3 separate regions of the Homo sapiens genome follow, and all the other regions are linked to region 1. A link is a contact called in ENCODE Hi-C or POLR2A ChIA-PET data. All regions are on one chromosome and are shown on one strand. Each heading gives the region's core, a stretch centred on a gene start or an enhancer-like site at or near the end of the contact. The rest is flanking DNA. Distances are from core to core; before and after follow the strand shown.

Region 1 (3,128 bases), core at 209-2,708:
GAGAAATATCAATATTAAAAAAAGTTTAAAAGGACAAGCAACAATAACAATAAAGAGGGGCACCACACAATGAAGAAAGAGATGATCTATGAAGAAATGATAAACATATGTTCATTAAATAATTTTGTGTAATAGCAAAGAAAAATGTTCTTTATTAAGAAACTGGATAAATAAAATATTTCATATTCATGTGATCCAATATGATTAATTTTAAAAGATCATGGCTATATCTTAAAAGCATAGAGTTCAATTATGCAACAGTAAAACTTTAAAGTAAAATATTAAAACCATTGTTTGTATATTAGTGTATGAAGCAAAAAATACACAGAACTGAAAGGATGCATCAAAATAATGATATACACAATAATGATACCTGCTGGGAAGGAGGAGAACAAAAACAAAACGTCATTCCATTATTAGCAATGTTTTAAAGAATTTGCATTCAGTTTTCTAGTGTGTTTTGATTGTAGTTCAACTATTACAATCTCATTTGAATTTTTATATTTTAAATATGTGTCAAATTTATAAGTCACAAAATAACATAATGTTACCAAAAGGTTTGGCAAGTTTGTAAGTTTGACTCATAAATTTGGCTTTGCAGGTTCTGGACTTTTGATTTTAAGAACATCCGATCGCTCTCTCTTTACTGTCATCTGGTTCCAAGCAATAGAAAAGAGAAAAGATAAAACTGTGGTTCAGATGCAATTTTATATCAATTCCTGCTTTTCTGTAATCAACTATTATATTAAAACAATATGCCTTTAATTTGAAAATGTATAAATTAGCTATGCAAAAAACTGGGAGAACGATATACAAATAATAAAAATTCCGAGGTTCCCTATAATTGTGTACGTCTTCCACAATACATTAAAAAAAAAAAAAGAGTTCTGAGGGTATAGGCTAAGAAGAGAAAGGAAACGGTAGCGATCTCAAAATGATAAGTTAAAAGAAATAAGTAAGTAGCTTATTTTTCAGTTGTGGGATTATGAATAATTACTATTTCATTATCTACACTTTGCTGCACTTCCCAAAATTTCTACACAGAAGATACAATCTGGAAGAAATGAAGAAAGATTTCAGTAGTAAGAACGTGTAATGAGTGATTACATGATAAATAAAACAATAAATATTTCTTTCTAGGATATTTCACCAACCAAACACGACCTGATTCACCAACTAATACTCCCGCCTTCTAACAGCCACACGTAAAAATCAGACCGGCTCCAAGAATAACCTGAGCCTCCTTTCCCATAATTCCCTTCTTTCTAGTTTCCCATGAATCCGAAGGCCTTACACCCCACACTACTACTAGAAAGTTAACCCGCCCCCTCATTCTTTACTGGTCATTCACGATTGGTCCTGCCCCACCTGTCGGTGTGAGGCTGTTGATTGGATAAGAGCGGAGGCCGGTGGGCGGAACGGTTTCTGACAACCGGCGTGGAGGCGTGGCCACAGCCGCCCAGAAATTCTACCCAAGCTCCCTCAGCACCATGTACCGAGCACTTCGGCTCCTCGCGCGCTCGCGTCCCCTCGTGCGGGCTCCAGCCGCAGCCTTAGCTTCGGCTCCCGGCTTGGGTGGCGCGGCCGTGCCCTCGTTTTGGCCTCCGAACGCGGCTCGAATGGTGAGCGCAGGCCGCCATCCCCCGGCCTCCCCGCAGTGACCTTCAGCCCTCCTGCCTGCCGGCCTGGGCGCCCGCGACTTGGCGGGAGAGATTCCCCGGGCGTCCGGGCCGCGCCAGACTCTGGGCTTAGCGCCCGTGCCGGCGTGGCGGGCCTCCCGGCCTCGGGACGCCTCTTCCGGCGCAGGGATGGAGCCGCAGCCCGGGAGAGCGCTTGGGGAGGGACGGGGGCTGTCAGAGAGGGTCCTACTGGGCCCGCTCCCGGCGCCTCCTCGGAGCCGTCCGTGGCGGGCCGAGGCCGGGGCGTTTTGAGGTAACTTCGCTGCTGCTGGCGCGCAGGCCCCCAGCCCCGGGGCGCTGCCCTCAAGGACAGTGCCGGCGTGGGCGGAGGGTGCTGGGAGAGGGGCAGCTCCCGCACCGTCCTGCCCCATAGCTGGGCCTTGCTGGCCGGACACTGGCCGCCTGTGCATCTAGTGGTTTCTGAACTGTGGTTTGTTTCGCCAAGGGGCACTGCACTGCTTTCAGGCCCTCCAGGTGGGGTAGAAGGTTCTTCGAAGATTTTACTTCCTTTGAAATTGCATGCTCAGTTTGTTAGGCTGACTATGGTTTCCCCCGTAATTGTTGTAAAACTCTTCAATTCCGAATACCGCGGGCATAGTGTTCTGAAGCATGTTTGAGCAGATTGGCTAGGAGCTGAATCGGTACTTTTTATTCAGAAAGCCAGCTAAGAACTTAAAGATCCAAGTTCAGGTTATGACATGCTTACGTAAGTCATTTTGCTCTTTAGAGTGTCATCTTTAGGAATGCAGGCTTTTAAAAAGCTTTAAATACATATGTATATTGTTAGGAAACGTTTGAGAAATGATAGTTGAAGAGTTACAGTTCTGCACTGGTGTAGCATGAGGTTTGCAATCTAAGAGATGTGATTTCAAATCCGTATGCAAAGTTGAAATACTTACAGCTACTCAGCAAAACTGCACATGTGAAAATACCATGTAGCGAGTGCTCATTAAATAAGTGCCCCATCTAGGGTATTTCAAAGGGCCAGTACTTTTTCTGGACTCTAAACTTCAAGATAATTTGATTGGGTCACTATACCTACGATATACAACTATACTACAGAATCAGAGATGTTTTGTATTCCTCGAACTCCCTGCTCGAATAATTTTAGGGCATTTTAAAACCTTTACATATTTTTAAATTTATTTATTGTTTATTTAGTGTTTTGTAAAGGGAAGCAGACTGGAGAACTTCTGAATCTATCCTGTTGATGCAAATGTCAAAAAATAGCAGCACTACTTTGCTCTTAGAATTGTAATGTTAGCTAAAATCAGATGGAGGTAGTTTTTGTTTTTTCTAGTTCTGGTACTTTTTGCCCTCTAACCATTCTCAGGTCCAAAATCTCTGTTGGTTTTGTTAAAAGTTCTTCCTGTTGCTAATGTTGAGAATTTCACATAACCCTTGATGCCCTAAGGTACCTTTTATTTAAAAGAACACATACAAATTCAT
Region 2 (3,128 bases), core at 471-2,970, 1.9 Mb before region 1:
GTTATTAGAAGTTAGTGTAGTACTTCAGCAAGGTAAAACACATCAACACCCTTAAAAGGATTAATCGTCTTGGACCAGCAATTAAGGAAACAATCAAAAATTTAGATTTAGGTACAAAGTTTTTGTTGTATTATTATTCATAAACGGTTAAAAATTGGAAGCATCTTAAAAGCCTAATAATTCTTATACACGCAAATCATTTAATAAAGTTTTGTTTTCAGAGTATTTACTGATATAGAAAAATGTTCATTAGATATCAAATGAAAAAGCAGACGCAAAACTGTATATACGGTATAATCTCAATCACACTATAAATGTACACAGACATACACATGAAAAATGACTGAAGGGAAATATATCAGAGGTAAGAATAGTTATCTCTAGCTGGTAGTGGCACAGGAAATTTTCCTTAATTCTTCTTTGTATTTTCCAAATTCCCTGCATTGAGGATGTCTTACATAATCCCAAAAATATAAATGTTATTTATAAAGTACACATCACTATCAAGTGTGTATTGCAACAATCTTTTTTTCTGCTTCACATTTTTGTTTTTTTCTTTGTTTATAATTGTAATTTGCCTACCAACTTCCATTTTTCAATAAAAATTTGACATATATGCCTGCACATCATCCTTTTTCTGTCTGCAGCTCACGATATGTTCCTAGAACTAGTAGTTTGCAAAGCTCAAAGAGTAAACTTACAAGTTTTCTGTTAGTTAGGAGATACATTTCTGGCATGATTATCCTGTGTCATATAAAAGGATAATTGACTCTAATCCATTTTCATAGAAAATTCAGGCAATTTCTGGCTTTACAGAAGCATGAACTTTCCCCTGTATTTTTATATACCAGTTATGTTGCATAATTGCATTTGCATGAAATATATTTTACTACTATAATTCGGATTAAAATGATAATTGCTTTCAAAGGGAAATACAATATCTTAATTTTTTATTCTTTTAGGTTCTAGTTTGACTTTTGGTAACAATTAGCAGAGGCCAATATCAGTCTCCTCTTGTAGAAAATATAATTTTTATAGTATCCCAACCTAACATCATCTAAACATGCAAAGGAAAAAAACAGTTCAACCGGGTGTGTGTTCTTCACCTCAATTAAACTCACACAGTTGGATACCTACTGTTGCCAAAACAGTAATATAATTTACACATTATAGTCCACACAGTAAAACTACACTAAAAGTCATTTAACAATATTTATAACACCATAAAGTATAGTGTTAAAATATATGAACTGCAATATGTACCAAAATTATAAAATTTGTTTCTCATCATCAGTGATTAAAACCGGGATCATTGCTCTAGCCTCAATACTCACAACCCTGGTGACAGATTAGAATTCAAATCTTAATGATCAATTTACAATTAACAAGATAGAAGTGAAACAAATTAAACCAACCATTATATATAACGAGACCCCATGGACTCCCATTGTTCCTCTTAATTACAAAACGCAAATCACAAATACACAATGGGCAGTGTTAGACATCAGTCCACAAGCCTCACAACCCAGAAAGTGACAATGACAGAAAAGAAAGAAGCAAAACCACATAGACCCTGGTTCTATGCTCTATCCTGTTCTTTTCAGTGTGCAAGAGGTGGAAGCTAAAACCTAGCACACACTTCTCTCCACTCTGTGGCTGGCAGAGGCTCACTCCCTGCCAGCACCCAATCCTTCCAGCTCTCCCAGGCCAGGTGTTAGATAGCACTGCAAACCGCACTGCAACGTTTTACTGCTGATTCATCTAAGCGCGTGGGGAGAGAGAACACTTCCTTCACTTTGATAAAGAAAAATCACAGTTGTACCGAAGATATTTAAATAGCTCCGTTTACCTCCTTCAAAAAACAACCCCATAACTATAATAAGCTCTCAGAGTACTGGGGAATACAGAAGGAAGGATAGCGAAAGTTTATGTGAGCTTCAACTAAAATCAGCCAGAATGTCTGCCTGGTGCCAATTAAAAGCAAAATGGAATTAATTCTCTTGCCTGATGGTCAAAAACAAGCTATACAACATGCACAGAATCGGCAGTTCATTTTAAGTTTTAAAATGGGACGTGCCATTCACAAACCCCGGGGTTACAGACACCACTACGTGCAGTGTGGAGTACACAGAGCGCGCAAACTACTGTGCTAATCACTATGGAGGCTTCCAGAAAACAGAAGCAGTCGTCACTGCCATAATGCGACTTACGGTCTCCTTGGGGAGAAAACACATACAACAGACACACACACGGAGGTACCATTTCAAAACATTTTCACAGAGCAACAGAGCAGCCTAGCATGAAGCTGGGGCAGAGAGTAAGGGCGTACGTGCACGCCGAGCCCATGCTCTCAGCTTTCCCGTCATTCTGCATGGGCTTCAGTCAAATGACTAGATCTGTGAGTTTAAAATCTTGTTTTAAATGGTAGGAATCTATTTGTTTAGTTGGTATTTTGAAAAACAAGACTCTTAGAGTAATGTTGCTAGTAACAGAGGAAGGAAAAATATGTCTTAATTATTGCTCAATACAAAATAAATACACTTACTTTTCAAGAAGAATTTTACTGTAATACTCTGAGGAAAAGCTGGACCAAAATTACCATATGGATTGCATAAGTATAAATTTGGAGACTGAGTTTCCACAATGACAAAACTTTAGAAACTCCAAGATTTTCCTTACCTCAAAGCACAGGGAAAATTATTTATCCCAATAGTTTGGCATGGGGTATGCAGAGGCACACTCCTGGAGGGCTTCTTCAGAGTTTACTACATTAATAATTTGTATTTTAAAAGAAGCAGTTTAAGCCCTTCAAGTTTTATAGGTGGTTTCAAAGCAGAAGGTAACATCAAAATGGAATGTAAAACTTAACATGAATGAGTTATTGAAAATGTCATAGTAAGAAGCCAGGGAGAAATGAAACTGGAACTAAAAGAAATTAAGAACAAACAACCCTAAAATCAAAATTTGTCCTATTCACTACCTTCTTGTGAGGCACACAAAATGCACTTTTCGTAAGTTTTAGGGGCGCTTGAGAGTTTTAAAAATAGTAAGTAACAATTTATCAAGTGTTTACTACTTGCCAGGCCTTGGTTGAGTCAAATTGTAAACTTAGAGTAGGTGCCTGCTTT
Region 3 (3,128 bases), core at 434-2,933, 1.8 Mb after region 1:
ACCACTTTGATTATAAGTAAGAAGACTTAAAAATACTCATGATTTCCAACATGAATTACAGCACTTAAGACTTTGTCTTCTCGTTAAATCATGCTTATTCGTGCATTTTATATAAAAACTCTGGAGAATAACTTAACAGGAAATCTAAAATAAGAAAAAGAAACACTGAAATTCCCCAAATCTCTATAGATAAAACCCTTTAAGGCTTAGGATTAAGCATTTGAAAATATCAGGAGCATTTAAAATATGTTCATGCTTAGCTTTCTGTTCACTTGCTATCTGCAACATGAAAAGTCTGGCGTTGAGTGGCACGAGAGCATTACTGTTTCATTTTGATAATCCAAGTTTAATTTTAATACATCTTTTAATTTTACTTTAATTTAGGTTTTTTTGGGGTTTCAGAGGCAGAGCACTACTTTGTTTCTGACTAAATGACAAAAATCATTAACTGCCAGTGACTATATGAACATGATGTGAACAATATATGCAAAGAAACTAGGGCAAAGTTTTTTGTTTTAGAAAAACATATACTTATATTCTATATATTCTGAATGATCCTCATATAAACAACACAACATACAATATCTCAAAATGTTACTACAACACGGCTCATTACTTTGCAGGTTGCAAACGCAGCGTGTAAATCCTTTCCTCTCAACCATAGTAAGTAAAGACACAGATACAACACGGTTTGCAAGTCTTAGCTCTGCTCTGTAAACTTACTGCTATCATAGGTCTTCTGCATAAGTATTTTTAGTGCCCAGTTCCTAGTTCAGTGCTTAAAAATCCTGCCGATCCCTGGGTTGGAACAAAGCTTTCGGAAGCAATTAACTGCTTTTGCCATCCCAGGTGCCAAACACACACACAATGTCCTTTTATTTGTGGAAATACACACAGATCTATTCTGCATGTGCTCAGAGCTCAACACAAATATCACCCCTTTCCCACAGGCAGCAGGAAGGATGTGGTTTGAAGGACATAGTTGCTTCATCTGAATGTTCAGTTGTTCAAAAGATCTCTTGTTGCTACGCTGAGTTGCGGCTCTACTACCTACGTTTAAGAAGATATAACCAGGCCGTGCCCAAAATCCCACTTTTATCTATTTAAACAGGCATTCAAGTAGATCGTGCAATTCTTTGCCCCTTACCTTCAGTGGACACATGCTGAAAATGTGTTCATAATCAAAAGACATTCCCCAGAGCTGATGACCCAGTAATTCCTTACGTATACAGGTCAGCTGCAACAATACCGTACTAAAATCGCCAGATGAAATGGTCAGAATTACCCGGTGGCTTGATAAAATCAGCTTACTTTGAGTCTAATCCAAGGATAAATATACAGAAAGCTCCAAGCAGTGGAAACTGTAATCACCTTAGAACTGCCCCCTGAAACTGTAATACTGCCAGGAAAACAAATATTTGCTGAATTATAGGGTGCTATATTGGTTTTACCTGAATGCAATTAAGGGCTAAATAACTACAAGCTACTGTTTAAAGTGGACAGGTATAACCAAGAGCAGGGGACTAATTCTGCCAACACCACTAACACCAGTCCCCAAAAACCCTAACGATACACTCAGAACAAGCAAACCAGTAGATCTGATTACCAATTTCACATATCCTGCATTCTTGGAGCTCACCCATTTCATCATTTCCGGACACTCAGACTCTAACTAGGAACACCTAACTCATAGCCCTGTATTTTGCTAAGTTTTTCCTCTACTCTTGAGTCCTCCTTTAATCTATAGAGTGTTATTCTACACTGGACCTCTCTCTTATTTTTTGGAGTCTAGCATCTTGCATCTTCCTGGAGCCCCAACTAAACTCATAACTTCTAAGCTTCTAAGAAATATGTAAGTTTTTCAACTCTGTACATTAAGTCTTTTTGTGACCTTAAACTTACCTTAGAAAAAGATGTACTGTTAGTTACCAACTGCTTCTTCAGCCTTGCGTATAATGCCTGTTCCTCTTTATGACTCCCCTTCAAACTTACTAGCTCATGAGGATCTGTAATTTAAGAAAAGAGCTTTGGCAACAGGGTAGTTAAATTGCTACTAGTGGTTACTTCTGAATGACTTCAAGTTGATTCTTTCCTTGTGTTTTCTTCAATCACTTCTTATTTTTACTAATCAGTGTCACTATGTGTGAGCTATGACACTCCTTAGAACTATGCAAGTAGGCTTCAAAAAAAAAAGAATGGAAATTTGATGAAAATGTTTTACTGCTAACACTCAGCTAGAAATACCACCTCTGAAAAAGTGTACAAAACTCCATGTACCAGGTGGAATATTACTCCTGACCCAGAGTATTATATAAACATCTGTATTTTCTTCCCCAATTAGAAACAAATAGCTCTTGATGAAATGTCTGTGCCCTGGTCCTTCAGAAGTCAGTATCTGACTCTAAGATGCCAGGAAAATTTCACCTTGTGTCATGTTTCACGCTGAGGAGTTTGTATAGCGCTAGTGTAAACCTTGGTCTCTAAGACACATTCCATGGTGAATTTATTTCAAATTCCAAACTGAGTTTATTCCATTTCACTCACTTAAAATTCCAGTTGTGATTGGAAAATATACACTTCATTTACCTTCTGCGCAGTGTTCAATGAACCGCTTGTCATGTTTCACCCTAGTAGGTTGCATTTCAATCCTGAGTGTGTCTGTGTAGCAGCTGATTAAAGCTTTGCTATTATTTGTAAGGGATGTTATAACATGCACTGTCATCTTTCTTGGCATTTTTTGAAACGGTAACATGAGGATTCTGGCAAAATAATATGGTAGTTGCTACTCTTTCCTTACACCTATACCATTTACTTGTCAGTAAACAAAATCATGTTTTCAATGAAGTAGACAAATAGAAAACTCAGCTTCCCTATCCTGTTGTATCTTGTGCCACTCTCTATAAACTGACATGGCATAAAATGACATAGCTTGATAAACTGCTGGAGTCAAACACAGATTACTGCCATTTAGCTAGAGCAGGACACGTCACTTGAGGACACGGCCCCAAGGAATGTCAGTTCTAGAGGAGGAAGGATAGAACCGAAATGAGGGATCTGGTTCTTTGTTGTGTGTGGCTGAATTTCCCGGACATTGTTTAAGGCAGAAATGACAGGTAGCATAAAAGAGC

What was found. Hi-C counts contacts between places; a loop is a spot of excess contacts on that map. ChIA-PET counts read pairs that join two places held with the same protein, here RNA polymerase II (POLR2A). Pooled maps may share reads with other maps.
Region 2: a pooled map shows a loop between it and region 1 (3-fold over the local background). The contact joins the enhancer-like site here to the promoter of FH in region 1. A Hi-C loop is called at or near these places in 3 of 50 pooled maps.
Region 3: a map of naive thymus-derived CD4-positive, alpha-beta T cell shows a loop between it and region 1 (23-fold over the local background). The contact joins the promoter of CHRM3-AS2 here to the promoter of FH in region 1. A Hi-C loop is called at or near these places in 1 of 168 maps with a recorded cell type or tissue (naive thymus-derived CD4-positive, alpha-beta T cell) and 6 of 50 pooled maps. POLR2A ChIA-PET finds 5 or more read pairs at or near these places in 1 of 52 experiments (activated T-cell).

Annotation. Positions count from the first base shown.
Region 1 is chr1:241,518,085-241,521,212 of GRCh38, reverse strand. FH (fumarate hydratase) reads left to right here and starts at 1,458. Exons shown (of 10, transcript NM_000143.4): 1 at 1,458-1,622. The coding sequence starts at 1,491. RefSeq lists silencers at 1,344-1,473, 1,296-1,578, 1,754-2,023 and an enhancer at 1,084-1,680.
Region 2 is chr1:243,420,568-243,423,695 of GRCh38, reverse strand. All of the region lies in intron 15 of SDCCAG8 (SHH signaling and ciliogenesis regulator SDCCAG8), which reads right to left. Among named protein-coding and RNA genes, the nearest start is that of MIR4677, 76 kb to the right of the region's middle. Within about 2 kb of position 1,720, at least 9 of the 41 ENCODE cell types and tissues checked have a DNase peak (open chromatin) inside an H3K27ac peak, as active enhancers do.
Region 3 is chr1:239,717,674-239,720,801 of GRCh38, reverse strand. CHRM3-AS2 (CHRM3 antisense RNA 2) reads left to right here and starts at 1,683. Exons shown (of 3, transcript NR_103776.1): 1 at 1,683-1,852. All of the region lies in intron 5 of CHRM3 (cholinergic receptor muscarinic 3), which reads right to left.